2 separate regions of the Mus musculus genome follow, and region 2 is linked to region 1. The links are chromatin loops, found by intact Hi-C in ENCODE. Cell type or tissue: heart. All regions are shown on one strand. Each heading gives the region's core, and the rest is flanking DNA. Links, peaks and the distances in the headings are about the cores only.

The links. Peaks named below come from ENCODE experiments on the same cell type or tissue, not always from the same donor. Only the 100,000 strongest peaks of a DNase experiment are listed, where the experiment ranks them.
Region 2: a loop joins it to region 1, with 5 times the contacts of the local background. A loop is called at or near these places in 2 of 42 quality-filtered maps.

What each region holds. Positions count from the first base shown.
Region 1 is chr3:51,669,531-51,677,859 of GRCm38, forward strand. Mgst2 (microsomal glutathione S-transferase 2) reads left to right here. Exons shown (of 5, transcript NM_174995.3): 3 at 8,035-8,105. Among named protein-coding and RNA genes, the nearest start is that of Mgst2, 13 kb to the left of the region's middle. In heart, for the core only: a CTCF peak has its summit at 4,341 (motif pointing left); no DNase peak of the experiment used is centred there; H3K27ac peaks cover 3,179 bases; H3K27me3 peaks cover 211 bases.
Region 2 is chr3:51,507,216-51,515,544 of GRCm38, forward strand. It overlaps Setd7 (SET domain containing (lysine methyltransferase) 7), which reads right to left. Exons shown (of 8, transcript NM_080793.5): 8 at 8,103-8,329. Gm36008 (a long non-coding RNA gene) reads left to right here and starts at 3,773. Exons shown (of 4, transcript XR_003954701.1): 1 at 3,773-3,943; 2 at 6,214-6,267; 3 at 6,744-6,881; 4 at 7,440-7,479. In heart, for the core only: a CTCF peak has its summit at 3,840 (motif pointing right); a DNase peak (open chromatin) is centred at 3,876; H3K27ac peaks cover 332 bases.

The DNA.
Region 1 (8,329 bases), core at 185-8,184:
CGGCAGCAGGAAGCCCAAGTAGACCACGTGTGTGGTCTTCACAGTGCTGAAGGTGGAGGTACACACACGGCCACAGCAGGCTTTCTACACGGGTGCTGGGATCCGAACCCTGGTCCTTGTGCTTGTGTACTCTTACCCAGTGAGCAAGCTCTCTGGCCCGAGCATCTCTAAGGAAGCTTACCGCTGGTCTGTGTACCGGACACTGTCTGTGGAGATCTGCGGAGCTCTGACCTGGCAGATGCTTTCTATTGGCTTGGCTGCATATGTTAGGGATGCTTCATACGGATGTGGAGGGGCTCCGGGTGCTGCCCTTACATCATGGTCCTCTTCATGGGGTGCTGTGGTCATGTGACAAGGTGGATAAAGAGGATGCCCAAGATCATGAGTGATTCAGTGGTGAGGCTGGTGACAGGCAGGGGATCTGGAGCAGAGTTGTAGGTAGTGGCTCCTCGCATGTTCATCTGGCTTCTATCAGCCATTCAATTGCTTCGTGGTGGTTAGAATCAGGCCCTGCTGACACGGTGGTACACCTCCTGCTGACTCCTGCAGGTGACTTACCCAACAAGGAATAATTCAGTCAATTAAGTAACCAATTCTTATTTTTGAGGTGCTTATTGCTAGGATCGGTATTGGTTCAGGACCCACAAGACCAAGTGGGGATTTATTTGCCCCAGAGGGACAGAGGGCAGGAAATAGAGGCAGGAAAGAGACAAGGACAGGAGATAGAGGAGGAAGGAGAAGGGAACAGAGAGAGGGGGAAGGAATATTTGTCCTAGTGTGGGACAAAGGACTGCCTCTGGATAGAGAGGAGACAGAGACATGGCACATGGGAAAATGGCCGCCTATATAGCTAAAGAGGGAAGCACTGTGCTAGGATGAGGTTGTTTAACTTTAATTGGGCATGTTAATTAGGTGAACCAAAGGGGGCTTTTGATTGTCAGACTTTAATATTTTGATAGCTGGACCATGGTAGTCAGCCTCAGGAGGAGGAAGTGGCCAAATAAGGGAATGGACCTTTGTGGTTAGCCTTAGGAATAACGGTATTTTAGCAAGGGGGAGGGAATGGGAGAGGAGGGCAAGGCGAGCCAGAGTCATGCTCACCACGCATGAGCTAGCCAGAGTCCCTTCACTCACTCTGTAGCTCAGGTTGGGCTGGAGTTCCTGCTTCAGTTTCCCGAGTGCTGGGACTACAGTCTGGATCACCATATAACCTGTCCTATAGACATGTCTCCACCTATACATGAACTCCTGTAACCCTTATCCCACCCAGAGGCCTTCTCTGAGCATGATAAGCTGTCGCTCTGACCCTTCTGATTAGAGTCATAATTCACAGGACTTCTTGCTTCCCAAAGTTCACAGACCAGGCCCTGACACCTGTGAATTTGCATCTGCTGAGTCAGAGTGAATCAGCAAAAACAGAGGGGGGAGGGAAAGATCTTTAAAAGCCTCATTGAAATGCCTGGCCTGTCTTTATTTTTAAAAGCTTTCCTAAGGTTCTAAGGCTGGCCAGCTTTGAGTATGCTCCCCCCCCCCCCCAGCTTCCAGAATGAGGCTGTTACATGCAGAAGTTCACGTTGTATGTTCAGGAATCTATTAACTAGAAGAGATGCTGAAAAAAGTTTCATATCAGAGGCTTCCCTCCCACCAAGAGGGTCACCCTAAGTAATGAGTTTTGAGAACAGCAGGACTTTCCTTGGTCCAAGTGTGCATGACTCAGGGACTTAGGGTGTCTTAGTTACTGTTCAATTGCTGTGATAAGACACCATAATCAAGGCAATGTATAGAAGAAAGGATTTATTGGGTCTCAAAGTTCCAGTTGGTCAAAGTTCATGACAATTGTCTTACTTACTGCTGTGAACAGACACCATGACCAAGGCAACTCTTATGAGGTCAACATTTAACTGGGGCTGGCTCACAGGTTCACAAGTTCAGTCCATTATCATCAAGGTGGGAGCATGGCAGCATCCAGGCAGGCATGGTGCAGGTGGAGCTGAAAGTTCTACATCTTCATCTGAAGGCTGCTAGCAGAATACTGACTTCCAGGCAACTAGAATGAGGGTCTTAAAGGCCACGCCCACAGTGACACTTATTTCAACAAGGCAATACCTCCAAATAGTGCCACTTCCTGGGCCAAACATATTCAAACCATCACAACAACCATGGTTGGGATCTTGGCTACAGGCAGGCAGGTATGGCGCTAGAGTAGCAGCTAAGAGCTTGTTTCTCCTACAAGTAGGAGGCAGAGAGAGCTAACGGGCCTGACATGGGCTTTTAAAACCTCAAAACCCACTCTCATTGACATACCACCAACCAGGCCACACCCCCTAACTCATCCTAAACACTCAACCAAACTGAAGACTAAGCATTTAAACAGATGAGCCTAGGGGGGTGGGGATGGTGTGTGTGTGTGTGTGTGTGTGTGTGTGCTCTCTTTAAACTACCACAGTGGGTGTTGGAAAATCCATGGTCAACAAAATCCAACCCGAAGACAGTGGTTCTTGAGTTCCAGATGCGGGGTAAGCAAAGGGATATGGGCTTTATTGGGGGGAGGGTGTCAGTAAGGAAAAAGTGAGAGAACTTCCTGAGAGTGGGAGTGGTCCCCAGAGAGGGAAAAACATTATTAAATTGTTTTGTATAGCAGTTTTTATAGGACTTTCGGTAGAAATGAGGCAATGACTAATGTAATTTCTGTTGCGTTGGTTTTCCAGGCTGTCATGGTCAGAGCCAGTAGAATCCCCCATACTCTCTGTGTGCCCCCCGACCCAAAGTGGGAGATGCTAATACTGTTTGCTCACTGCCCACCCAGTCAAGGGTGGTGGAAGCCCTACCCCACTCTGTCTGTCTCTGACTTATTCCTTATTAGCAGCTGACCTTGACTATCTGGCCCTTATCCTGCTAGCCGCTGGCCTTATAGGTGTCTTGGTGGCTGTTAACTAAACTGTCTTTTCATTGTTCCCTTATTTACCTTGTATCACAGCTGCCAAGATGAATCTACAGTCTTTCTTCTCCCCCAGGGGTGGGGCCGTAGTCTTGTGTATGTTGTGATCTGCGTGGTGGTCTCCTTTCTAGACTAGGTAGACATTACTGGTTAGAAGTCATTTTTTACCTAATAGTAGACTGTTTGTCATATGACAGGACAACCATGCCTTGCATATATTCTCCAAAGAATGGAGTGGGGATGGAGTCTCAGGGAAGCCAGTTGGCCTGCTGACACCGGCTCAGAGCTCTGAGCTCTGGCCTCCCTCTCTCCTTATCTACTTGGTTATCTCTTAGTTGCTGGCCCTCTTATTTATCTTCCTTGGTGTTCCCTACTTTATTGTTTTAACCCTAACCTTCCTGTTAATCTGTATCTGTTATCTGTTTTCGCTGTACTATTTGTTATCAGAATGCACTCTTCCCTGTCCCTTACAACTTGTGACTTGCGAGCTGCTCCTGCAGTCTAAGTAGCCCACAGAGAGGGGAGGGCACTGCTGCAGTTTCTATTCACATTCGTTCTTAGAATCCCATCTCTTTTGTTCTGTGTGATGTATAACACATACAGTATTGTTTCCTAGTTGAGTGTCCCAAACTCTCAGAGGTTTAACACAATGGAAGTTGTGTCACACGGGGTCACAGTTGAGCCCCAGAGGTGTAAGGCAGTAGGCGTGACACACAACTGGAGTGGGCACGGACTGTCTGATGCAATAGGGATCATGCCATGTTGAAGTCCAGGAAACAGCTGGAGTTCTTTGCTTGTGGGTCCCTGATGCACATAGTGGACACTTGGATGACTGCTGAGTGGAGCTACGGTCCTAGCAGTAGCAGGACTCCGTCTTTATGAGGCCCAGGAGAGAGTGTTACAGTGGTTCCCTGTGACTGAGAAGCCTTGAGCCTGTGTTTTATAATATGGTTTGATCTGTGCAGACACACACACGGCCCTGCCCTAGTTTGATCAAAGTGCTCCCTTTGTACCTGTGGGGGTGCATTTGCCCTCCTCAGTCTGTGCACGCGGGCCGTGCTGCACAGTGTCTGTGGATGGATTCGGACTACTTCCTTCTGTGTGTGCATTAGACACGGAGCCGAAGGCTGCCCACTCACTGGAGTCACCCCGGGCAAGGCCCAGTCTGCAGCCATTGCTCCACCCAGTGTGGGGGAACGCTGAGCGCACGTGATCACCACGGCGGTACCCAGAGTTCTCAGCTTTTCTCTGGCTTTTGCCATTCTCTCCCTTAAGCCTCAGGTCTCCTAAAACATTTTGGCGCCGGACAAACCAGGGCAACCGATCAGGACTGTACTGGCTTCAAAACTTGAAGTTCCACCTTCTAGATAACATCTCAAGTCCAGGCCAAGCAGGACACTTGCTCCCCCTACTGGCCCCCTATCGAAGACCTTTCCAGTTACTCTTCCTGGTGTGGAATTCCAGGCCCCTGGTGACATCTGCTTATAACAGTGACTGCAACCTCCCCCGCCTCTATACAGGATGTCAGGGCTACTGCACCGTGGAGGCTGTGATCAGAAAATGACTAGACACAGCTGGTCTCCCCCCCGTGGATATTTGAGGGGAGCGAGTATTTGACAGGTGATGATCATTAACTGTGTCATGAAGAATGGTCACAGGAATCTTCCTATGGAACCTTGTAAGGAGAGCATAGAGTGTAGCTGTCTAGGTAGCTAGAAAGATGCTAAAATTGTTTCCATATTGGTTTGCCCTGTCCGTGAAAATAATTAGCAGCTGATAGCTTAGTTAGTGGGGGAGTTTTCAGAATTTGGTCCCCTTAACTTGAGTGTATCTGTTCACGCTGGCGGTTACCGCAGGGCACACTGCGCTTTGTCATCGTGCTGTGGGAGCTTTTCCGGGCTCAGAGGTGCTGCTGGCAGGAGAGGGTGTGGTCACAGGGTGGAGGTGGTAATGAGCAGGCAGAATGGGGCTCCAGGTGTTTCGAGGTGAAGCAATACTACCAGGTAGACAGCCACAAATAGCAGAGACCCCCAACTGGCAGCCAGAGAATTACTTCTGATGTCTGAAAGATGATGACGAGAAACAGACAAAGATGCAGGGGATGGCTCATCGCTGTAAACGGACTGGATTTGGAATCTCTTAGGAGACACACCTCTGAGCTTGTCTCCGAGGCTGTTTCTTGAGAGGTTTAACTGAAGAGGAAAGACCCATCCCATGGGCTGTGGTCTCTGACTAAATTGAAGGTACCAAAGAAAGAAGCCAGCTAAACACAGCAGCCATCTCTTTCTGCTTATTGACTGAGGAGCTGGGGTGGGTGGGGGTGAGGGTGGGTGGGGGGTAGGGGATAGCCACTTGCTCCACACAGGTGGTCAAGCCTTCCCTGCTGTGGCAGACTGACCCATACACTGCATCTTAGAGGAACCAAAGTCTGAGGCATGTCTGCAAAGGTCTGAGGTTGAGTGAGCCCAAGAGTGACTCCTGCCTGTAATAGGAGGACAGGGACCCATTTCTTGGGGGGATAAAGATGAAGAAATACAAAGTAACCTGCCTTTCCACGAGCATACACAGAGCTACAGTCGATTCTTGCCTGATTTCAATGGCCTCTAACTACCCCCTGCTCATGCCATATCTTAGCACAATGTTCTTGTTTTTTTTTTTTGTTTTTTTTTTTTTTTTTTTTTTTGATGACTTCTGGGAGCTGGCAGTGTTCCCAGTGACATCATTCCAGCTTCAAGCAACTGGCTGGTCTCAGTGCAGTTGGTATTGTCCTTGGGGTCCGGAGCATTGTCCATACCTGGGTGTCCTGGCTACTTTTATGTCATCTCAACACAAGCTGGAGTTATCTGAAGAGAAGGAAGCTCAATTGAGAAAATGCCTCCACAAGATCCAACTGTAAGGCATTTTCTTAATTGGTAACTGACGGGGAAGTGTCCAGCCCATTGTGAGTGGCACTATCTCTGGGCTGTAATCTAGCGTTCTATAAGAAAGCGGGCTGAGTAGGCCAGTAAACAGCATCCCTCTATGGCCTCTGCATCAGCTCCTGCCTCCAGGTTCCTGCCCTGTTTGAGTTTCTGTCCTGACTTCCTTCAATGATGAACAGTGCTGTGACCTGGACCAAACACTGGACCACATCCCGGGGCTGCTTTAGGGGCTCAGTGGAGGGAGGGGAGATTTCAGGGCTCTCTCTCCATTGAAGCCTTGTTACCTGAGACTGGGTACTGTCTTTCTGCCTTTCCTGAAGGTGATCCAGCCACACCAGGCGGTTCTCCATTAAGGAGTTCTCCAGCTTGAGCTACAAGGGAAGACCCACGCCAGCCCTTTGCTCTTGTTTCTCTTTTCTTCCAAGAGACTTCCTCCCTCTTTCATGCAGGGGTACAAAAACACATCAGTGTGTCAGCCTCTGTGGACAGACCCCCAAAGAGACCACAGGTTCCCAGACTCTTCCCTACTGTGAAACTGGGGGTGCCTAGGAGGCTCTGTGTAGTATCTCTTTGTTCCTCAAAATGCAACACCAAGGTCATTAATTCACTGCAAAGAGAAGTCTGAAAATAGACTTTTGTGAATGATGCTTCCGAGGTGTTTAAAATGTCACAGCTAATTTTGAATAAGGACATGTGGGAAAACTCAGTCTTCCCGTCCTAGAGTAATTTAGGGTGTATCATGAAACCTAATAAAGAATGGGCCAGTTGGGTGATGTTTCCAGAAAGGGCCCGGAAATTGCCCTGACTGTGGAAAGGGGTACAACCCTCCCGTGCTTTTCTTCTTCTTTGTTCTGTGGAAAAGGTTCTGTGGAAAGGGAAATTCGGGGAAGCAGGGTCTTCATTTCAGCTAACTGTTGTTATTCTTCCTATGAAATATATAAAGTGTCTTTTCACTTAGCCTCCCATAGCTACTTACAAACTTAGAAACCCATCACATGCAAAAACATGCCAGGGCCATGCCAGGGCCACAGAGAAAACCATCTTTGCCACTTCTCTGGGTGCTAGAGCCTCCGCTTAGGCTCCGGAGGAGAGGAGGAGAGCTGCCTGGCCACTGGTGCCCTGCTGGGCCTTAAAGAGATGGCGAGAAGAGAGGGAAGGAAGCATTTCGAGATCAACACTGCCCATTTCAGGCCCCCAGAGAGCAAAGGGTTCTCGATGGTTATGTCGGGGAGGTTAGGACTTTCCATGCATGCTTCAGGATTCGGCAGCAGGATTCATTTGCTTAACTTTGCTCAGACGAGCACTGAGAAGACTGTCTTCTCTGGCTGAGCTATCAGCTAATAAATTAGAGTTAACCCAGTCACTACCACACCTCACCTTCCCCTTGTCTGCTAGGTTAACTGTAGCTCCCAGAGAACTATTTCCTTGGGCTAGAAATAGTATCAAAATCTCCATCTGACTTTCCGACAAATAGAGGCAATGGAACGTTACTGTCCACTCATTTTAACTTTTACTTCATGTCTATGATTGCTTTGCCTCCATGCAGATCTATGTATGCAGCACTTGTGTGCCTGGTGCACACAGAGACCAGAAGAGAGGATCAGATCTCCCGGAACTGGAGTTACAGACTCATGGGTGCTTAGGATTGACCTCGGATCCCCTGCAAGAGCTGTTGGTGCTCTTAAAAGGATGGCTTTTGTGACTTACCTTCCCACTGCATAGAATGGGAATTGAGTGTGTCCATTTCTTTTCTTTTAGAAGCTTTCAGGGGAATTATTTAAAGACTCAAGTGGGAAGCTGAGGGTGGGAGAGGATTTTTAAGAAGAAAGATGTTTAATGTGAATTGAGTAGCCTCTTGGGTTGCTTGAGAAGGTATGGAAATCTCTTTAGGCTCTGGAGGCCTGTTTCTTAGAAAATCTGAGCCATGGTGCACTTCACTGTGACCATTTGGGTATAGGAGAATGATTCTTGGTCCTGCTCTGTGGTTTGAGCAATGTCTGAATCTCATGTCTAAAGACTCCTTTTAAGTGGAAGGATCTTTTAAATTCTTGATGTAAGTTCTTGTATTGTTTTTGCTTGAATTGATGGAACGCCCACCTGTAGATGGAAAATCAATACATTAGTGTGTGTTTCCTCATGGATTAAGTTTCATCTTTATTTGTCCCCCCCCCCCAGGCAAAACTCTTTGGAGTTTTATCCTGTATTCATCGTAATGCTGTGGATGGCTGGGTGGTACTTCAATCAAGGTAATTATAAGAGCATGTCAACTCATTCCAAAGATGACTGTGGTGTTTAAACACAATTAAGGGGCAGATAGATGACCATATGGCTACTGATGCTGGAAATGACTTTGACTATAAGAAGCAATGCCTGTATACATCCAAATTCTAGGTGTGCTCAGATGGCCTCAATGTGATTTAGTTCAAGAATTAAAAAATAAAACCAAACATTAGCACTTGGAGACAGAGGG
Region 2 (8,329 bases), core at 106-8,105, 160 kb before region 1:
CACAGTAGTTCACAGAGTGATGGCTCCACACTTCCTACTGTTTTCCAGTTTCAGCCTATTTCAATTGCCCTCCTGCTATAGTGATTGATTGACTGACTGATTGATTGATTGATTTTGCCACTCATCTGGCTCCCGATTACCTCTTGCTGGATGTCATCCGTCTATTTTGGTTGTATTACTGTTCAGCCCCAAGTTTCCTTCACTGAAGAACAATCACTGCACGTGGAGATCCCAGGAATGACTCATCTGCATGTTCAGTCGATATTGAACGAGACTCTCCAGTGTTTCGGGCACCATACAAAGGGTTAGTTAATTGCAGTAAGGCAGCAAATGCTGTGCCTCAGTGGTGCTCAGTGGAAGATGTGCCATGAAGAATAATGGAAAACAAACACGGAATGTTAGAGCGAGCCAGTGTGGGATACGCATGACCCAGAAGGCATTCCTCACTAGGACTGGTTGCTGAGTGCTGGAGGTGGGAGAGAAGCTGTGTGAGGGACTGGAGGACAGCGTTGGGGGAGATGAGTGGTGTCATGGTCTGGAGTTAGGAACACACTTGTCAAGTCTGAAAGATAGAAGGCCAGAGAACAAAGAGGAACAGGGGCTGGGGGTGGGGATACGAGTGGGGACGTTCATCTTGGAAAAACCTTCCTTGGCTCATTCTTTTCCCAGATCTTCAAAGGCACAGAACGTGGATGCTTTGCCAGCGTGCTACGAATAGTTCCACTTTTGAGGACAGACCTATGAACCAAACTCGTAGGACCAATGTTCAGAGCAAGAGTCTCAGAGTAGTCACAGTTAAGTGAGAAATGTGACTGCCATAGGGACAGTGGGGCTGTGCTAACATGTCCAACACTCTTTCCCCAAAGGCAGAATGACAGCCAGAGGGCAGCTTAATGAGAAGGGGATCGGACTGGAGGAGGGCTCTGTGATAGTCGTGTAACATTCAATGAAACTTGAGCCATCCATTTCACAATACGGATTAGATGTCGCTGGGCCCCGGAAATTAAAGAAAGGCAATTGCTCAGCTACAATTATGGCAGGTAATGTTTGCCTCAATGGTTCTTGAGCTTGGTATGTTTATAGTTAATAATGTTTGGGAATCTTAAAATTGTTTCATGTGTTTTTTAATTCCAGATTTGAAATCATAAAAGTGGGCATTATAATCTAATGAATTCCCCCATGAGCTGGTCTCTCAGCTCTCCACATACGGCGAGTCTGGTTTTATCTACAGCTCAACTACTTCTCCCAGCCCTGTATTATCTTGAAGAAGATTCCAAACCTTGTGATGGCTTTGAAAGACTATTTTATTCAATCCCATCCGGCTGGCTTGCCGCTCATTCTTCTTGTTCTCTAGTGACGTTAGGTATCACTGCTTGGGCCCTGATATGGCCCCCAGAGAGCACTTTTCAAGACAGTTACCGTCATCCCTTCTGCTTACCTTTAACCTTCTCATAATTCCCCACATACACTGCCATACCCGTCACTTATTAGACTCCAGAGGAAGGCAAAGTTCCAGGGTTGTGTGTCCTGCCCAGGTGACTCTATGCAGTTAACGGGCTGAACATAGAATTCAAGAGACCCGACATTTGAAAAATCTTCTGTGTAAAGTCACCGACCCCACTGAAGTTGGAGGGCAAGCTCTGGAATGTTGTCAATGGTTCATAAGGCTCATGGGTGGTGGGTGGTCCTCAACACCCGCACGGAGGACTGGAGAAAACCCACTTCGTTTTTCTGATGCCCCCTTCTCCTCTCCCTTAGGGTGGATTTCCTTTCTCCCTGAATCTGAGATGCCGAGTCTCAAATCTGGTGGTCCACGGTGACTGTGGCAAGGGAAAGCAGTACAGCCAGTGGTCGGCTTCTGTCAGGTTTCCGGCTCTATGCCCCATGCTGGGGGTATCATAGGCCTTACCTACCTAAGAGGTGTTCTTGTGCACACACATGTGCGCACGCACAAGTATGTGCTTACACATGCACTCAGGTGGAGTGGTATAATTGTAATTTCACGTGTATAAATATATAAACAAGAGATGACAGCTATCTTACTACTTGCTTAGGAAGCAAAATCGTTGCTATGGGGTATGCTACCTCCTTTGGTATACATAACCCACTCAAATGACAAGCTGGACTGTGAATTTTTAAAATTAGTTTCCTATGGATTGGCAAGATGGTTCAGCCATCCAAAGCAGGGATGCTGAGGCTGTGACAATCTTGGTTTCATCCCTGGGATCCACACATCGGAGGGAACTAACCTCTACAAGCTGCCCTCTGACCTCCACACTCATGCTAACACACACACACACACACACACACACACACACACACACACACACACACACACAGAGAGAGAGAGAGAGAGAGAGAGAGAGAGAGAGACAGAGACAGAGACAGAGACAGAGACACAGAGAGAGATTAAAATGTTAAATCACATTTTAATTTATTTTTGTACATGCATGTTTGTACACATGTGGAGGTGAGAGGACCACTCCCAGGAGTCTGTGCTCTCTTTCCTCCACTCGGGGACTGAACACAGGGCCCCAGGTGCCACAGTAGCAGCAGGTGCCTTTCCCCACTGAGCCATCCGGCCATCCCTGACTTAATTTTCATTTCAAGCTTTTTTTTTTTTTGAGATGACTGTCTCACTAGGTAGCCCTGGTTACCCCTGGAACTTGCTGTGTAGACTATGCTAGCCTTGAGCTCATCTATAGATCCCCTTGCCTCCTGTGTGCTAGGATTAAAGGCATGTGCTGCCATGCCTTGCTTATCTCCAGCTCTGGGTACAGGTGCCCAAGACGTCCCTATTTTAGAGAGGTGTGCTCTCTGCCAGAGAGCAGCTGGAGCCTGGAATCAAGAAGAAATCCATGAAGCTGCCTACTACCTGTAACTTGATTTAATTCCTTGTGTTTGGTGCATATGATGAAGGCGAAGACAACATCGTCCATGAACCAGGACTCTCTCTGCAGCAGGGACTGAGCACTGAAGATGACATAGGGAAGTTCAGGGTTTAGAGCCTTTAGGACTAATGGGCGCATAACTGCATTCTAGCTAAAGCACCTTAAAGTGCCTGGAGACTTAAAAAAAACAAAAACAAAAAACAAAACAAAACAAAACAAAATAAAAAAACACCTCTGGATGGTGGTGGCACACTCCTTTAATCCCAGCATTTGGGAGGTTGAGGCGGGTGGATTTCTGGGTTCTGAGGCCAGCCTAGTCTACAGAGTGAGTTCCAGGACACAGAGAAACTTTGTCTTGAAAATCAAACCCCAAACCCCAAACCATACCAAACAAAAGAATCTTTGTCTTTAAATATAAACCAGCTTTGTTTGATGCAGTTTACTGTAGGCACCAAATGTACTATTAGCCGTCTTAAATATGGGCTTTAAAAACAATTACGAAGCTATTCAAAGTTCAATCTGGTGATTAAGAAAAAGATTAGGTAAAGTTGGTTTTGTCCTTTGTGATGTGTGCATGATTGAGCACGTGTGTGTTTGAGCACGTGTGTGTGTGTGTGTGTGTGTGTGTGTGTGTGTGTGGGTGGGTGGGTGTGTGGGCGTGCGCGTGCGCGCCCCCCTACCCCCCACCCCCCCAGTCCTGCCACTCAGCCACACCTGGGCAGACTTCTCCTTTTTATTCTTCTTTGTTTTGTTTGTTTGTTGTGTTTTTTGTTTTGAGAAGTTCTTATGTAGCCCAGGCTAGCCTTGATATAGCCCAGGGTGACTTGAATTCCTGATTTTCCAGCCTCTGTTTCCCTTCTCAAGTGGTATGTGCCTGGCCTTTGTGTTTCTTTTGAAGACACGTAGGAACTAGGCCTTAGGAAATGATAGGAGGATAAGCTCTCGCCACAAGAGGGCGCTGAGCCACAGAGAAAGCCAAGGATTGTCTGGGAAGCAAAAGCTAGGGGTGAAGGCAATTTCCGGGGAGCCCCTAAGGAGTCAGCGGATGGGAGGTAACTTTCATTTTTCTCCTCACTTCAGTCGCTCAGACTCCAAGCACAGGGCTCACTCTTCATTCATTCCCAGCATCTTCTTTTCCGTTCTGGAGACTGGCTCTGGAGCCTTTGCCTGGCCAGGGCAACTCACTTCCTACGACTACAAACCCTAGAAAACATGCAAGGCAGCACAGCGTGGGTGGAATGGGGGCGGGGGGGGGGATACATCTCCGGTGATCTCCTTACAGTCCTAGGATACCTTCTGTCATTTTCACCCCAAGGTCTGAACTCAGGAAGGTCCTGCACCCCAGAGCCAATACAGCCCTGGTGTGCTTCCCCTGACTCAACGTCCTCCTTGCAGAAGACACAGGCAAAGCGCTTGCCCTAATCGGCTCTAGATTCCTCTGTCTCCTCGCCAATCTTGTATTTCCCTGTGTGGCCACACAGGATGTGAAAACTGTCACTGACAAAGTGTCTCTCCACTGACACTTGTGTCCTCGTCTTTATCATTATACCTAAATATTAGCAAACCTTACATTTGTGTGTCTATATGTGTGTGTGGTGTATATTCTAAGCTTCCTGAGTTCAGAAAAGGGTATTGGTCATTACCACCCTTTGCCTTATTCCTGGGACAGGATTTCTCCTCGCTGAACCTGGAGCTGAGCTGGTGGCCAGCAAGCCCAAAGTGGCCCTCTTGTCACTGCCCCACCCCTGAGATCAACAGCTGAGGTGGAGGCCACAGCTTAGCTTTTTATGTGGGTCCTTAGGGATCTGAACTGAAATCTTCATATTTGATCAGCAAGTCTCCAGTCCCAAGTCTGCATTTTAAAAGCCTAACTCCATTGTCCAGCAATTGCTATTGTAAGTTACATCCCAAGGAGACTGGGTTCTGCAATGGGCCTGGGCAGCATAGTAGAGCTGGCCCTGATGGCGTGGGTGCAGATGAGCCAGCCCGGAAGGCATGAGGGAGCATGAGTGGGAGAGTTGGCCCTGCCCTTGCTGGTGGTGGCATCGGTTGAGCCAGCCTGGATGGGGCAGTAGAGCTTGCCCTTATGGTGTGGTTGTGGCAGGCTGCCCAGGGTAGATACTTCACAGGCCCAGATCCAGGGCTTTCATCGAATTGGCCCATGCCAGCATCTACCCCATCAATGAACTGCTGGAGTGCGTGAAGGACCTGGTCCTGCAGATCCAAAACTGCAGGATCTCCATGATACAGAGCAACAACAGTATATCCAAGAGGAGTCCCATTGAGGTTCCAGTAATTGATAGAGTAGCAGAAGCCAGAGGCCTTGTCACCTGACCAAGGACTCTGCAAGCAAAGAAGTGTGGGCAAAAGGGTATACTGTGGGGTACACTGTGACAACACTAAAGCTTCCACAATGAGATGTTTTTGTTGGGGTGTTCTTGCGCACGCCAGACGACGCTGCAACAGGATCCTTCTGCACACGTTTATTGGGAGAGCTTGATTGCAGAGGCGAAAAGACCCCGAGCCCAGAACTGGTGCTGCTTATATAGGCCTAGGAAAGGCGTGTCTCACACCCGGATTGGTTATGCACTAAGCCTCATTTGCATGTTCCTCATCTGATTGGCTACTCTCTCTCTCTGTACCTCACAGAGCCTCATTATCATACCTCATTTGCATGTCTCACATCTGATTGGTTATACTCTCAAAGCCTCATTTTCATGCCCGGGCCAGGCAGTGTCTTTGCAAAAGACTTTACTGCATATGTACACATTGGTTGTTTGTCCAAACTTATGCGTGGTGGCCAGCAGTAGTCAGTGCCACTCTGCAACGGCACATGTGGCTTCCCACAGGGTGTGGAGAGGGATGGTTGCAAGGGTATGAGGGGAAGGGGAGGTGAGTGGGACTGGGGTGCATGATGTGAAATCCACAAAGAACCAATAAAAAGTTAAGAAGAAAAGCACCTGGAGCTCTGCCTCTCCTTAGCACCACTCCCCACTTCCACGAGGGCCTCCATCTTCACCGGAGTCTTCACACCACACAGGGGAGGAAGGTCTGGGGAATAACATGGTTTCAAGAGTGTTTCTGAGCCAGATGTAGTAGTAGTAGTAGTACACGCTTGTCATCCCAGAACCTGGGAGGCAGGAGGACTGCCCACAGTTTGAGGCCACTCTGCGCAACATAGCCAGACCCTGACTCAGAAAACCAGAGAGGTGGCCAGATGGCTCAGTGGGTAGCTGTGCTTGTTGACAGCCCCTGTTAGATCCCTGGGGAAACTGATTGAAGGGGAGAACTAACACCGTTAAAGTCATCTTCTGACCCACAGGGACCGACACCCACCCTCCACGGGACAAATGCACTCACCTCATCCCTCTTCCTGGTAAGCAAATAAATGTGATTTAAAATACTTCCCAACCAACGAAACAAGACTGTTTCTAAAAACTGCAATAAGCTCAGTTGAACAAAATTGCTTTGTGAAGACAAACATAGCTTCTTCACTCCACTGGGTGGCTTTCTGGGAAAAGGCTTCCAGGTCTTTAGGAACACAATTCCCAGCTGCTCACTGGGTACCCCAGCCCACTCCTTCCTCTCTGCTGCCAGCCCTGACTTCTACTAAGGTTCCTGAGAAATCCACACACAATTATTTCAGGCTCGGGGGGCGGGGGGTAGGGGATGGGTGTCTCTCCCTAGCCTGGAATGTTTTTTGTTTTTGTTTTCCTCACCCTCAGGAAAGCTCTGAGCTACAAGGTTCAGCCCTTCCCCAGCTCCTTGACTCTTCTTCGCCCAAGCCTACCCAGGAGCGCACATTTGGTCACTGTGAGGCTTGTTAATCAACGCTCTGCTTCCCACTTGCAGACAGCCTCTGGGCCTGCCATATGGAAAGCTAAAGAGATGTCAGATGGATGAACATGGCTTTACATTCTGCCATAAGTAAGCGTGTGCCCTACACATCCAGGAAGACACTGACCCCTGAGCACTTGTCATCGGTGGGGAGTGAGTATCCTTGTTAGCTATGGCTAACTTGCTGGAGCCTAGAGTCCCTGCTCTCCTAGAAAAGAAGAAAGGGGTTGTGGGAAATGTTTTCCTTCCTTCCTTCCTTCCTTCCTTCCTTCCTCCCTCCCTCCCTCCCTTCCTTTCTTTCTAAAAAATACTTAGTGTTGTATGAGCATCTTGTTGCTGACACATCAGAAGAGGGCATCAGATCTCATTACAGATGGTTGTGAGCCATGTGGTTGCTGGGAATTGAACTCAGGATCTCTGGAAGAGCAGACAGCGCTCTTAACCACTGAGCCATCTCTCCAGCCCATGCTTTCTCTTTTTAAAGCTAAACTTTTGCGATTACTGGCAAGGGGCATCTGTGCCACAGTATATATGTGGCAGTCAGAGATAACTTGCAGGAGTAGGTTCTTTTCTTGTCATCTTTTGGGTGCGTCCCAGGAGTTGAGTTCAGCCCATTAATTAGGCTTGGTGGCAAGCACCTTTACCTGCTGAGCCATCTAAGCTGGTCTTAAGATCTTTAAGATTTTATTTTAAAGAACCATTTTCCTTCAGACACTCCAGAAGAGAGCATCCGATCTCATTATGGATGGTTGCGAGCCACCATGTGGTTGCTGGGAATTGAACTCAGGACTTCCGGAAGAACAGTCAGTGCTCTTAACCACGAAGCCATCTCTCCAGCCCAATCCATTTTACTTTTAATTAAGTGGATAAGTGTGTGTCTATGGGAAGTTATATGCACACGTGCACATGAGCTGCAGAGGTCAGAAGAGGCCATGACCCCGAGGATCCCTGGAGTTGGAGTGGCAGCTGTGAGCCATCGGACACAGGTTCTGGCAACCCCGGTCCCCTGGGAGAGCAGTGAGCACTGTGTAATCTTTTTTGTTTATTGTTGTGATTGTTTTTGTTTTTCTGAGACAGGGTCTCACTGTGTAGCCCTGGCTGTCCTGAAACTCCCTCTGTAGACCAGGCTGGCCTCAAACTCAGATCTGTGTTTTCCTCCCAAGTGTTGGGATCAAAGGCCCAGGCAGTGTGTCATCTAAACCACTGAGTCACCTTGGCCCCATCCCTGTATTAAGAATTTCTAAACAAACTTCCAATGTAAAGTTCATTTAGTAATTTAAATACACAGGAAGGCACAGTCTATGGGCACTGTTGCTGCTTTTCTTGCCTAGACAACTAAAAAACAAAACAAAACAAAACAAAACTGACAACAGGAGATTGTATATTTTGTTTAATACTTGCATTGTTTCTATAGCGCAATTATAGCAATCTTTAAGTTTACTTTTCATTACAAATATTTGTCAAGTTTTGTTTCAGAAACATTTTTCCTACTTTCTTGCACATGCGCCCAGACACACTACAAAAAATTCATTCATAACACAGTAAGGGCAAACATTACTCATGTAAACATCTTCCATTGATTTCCCGTAATTAAAAAAAAA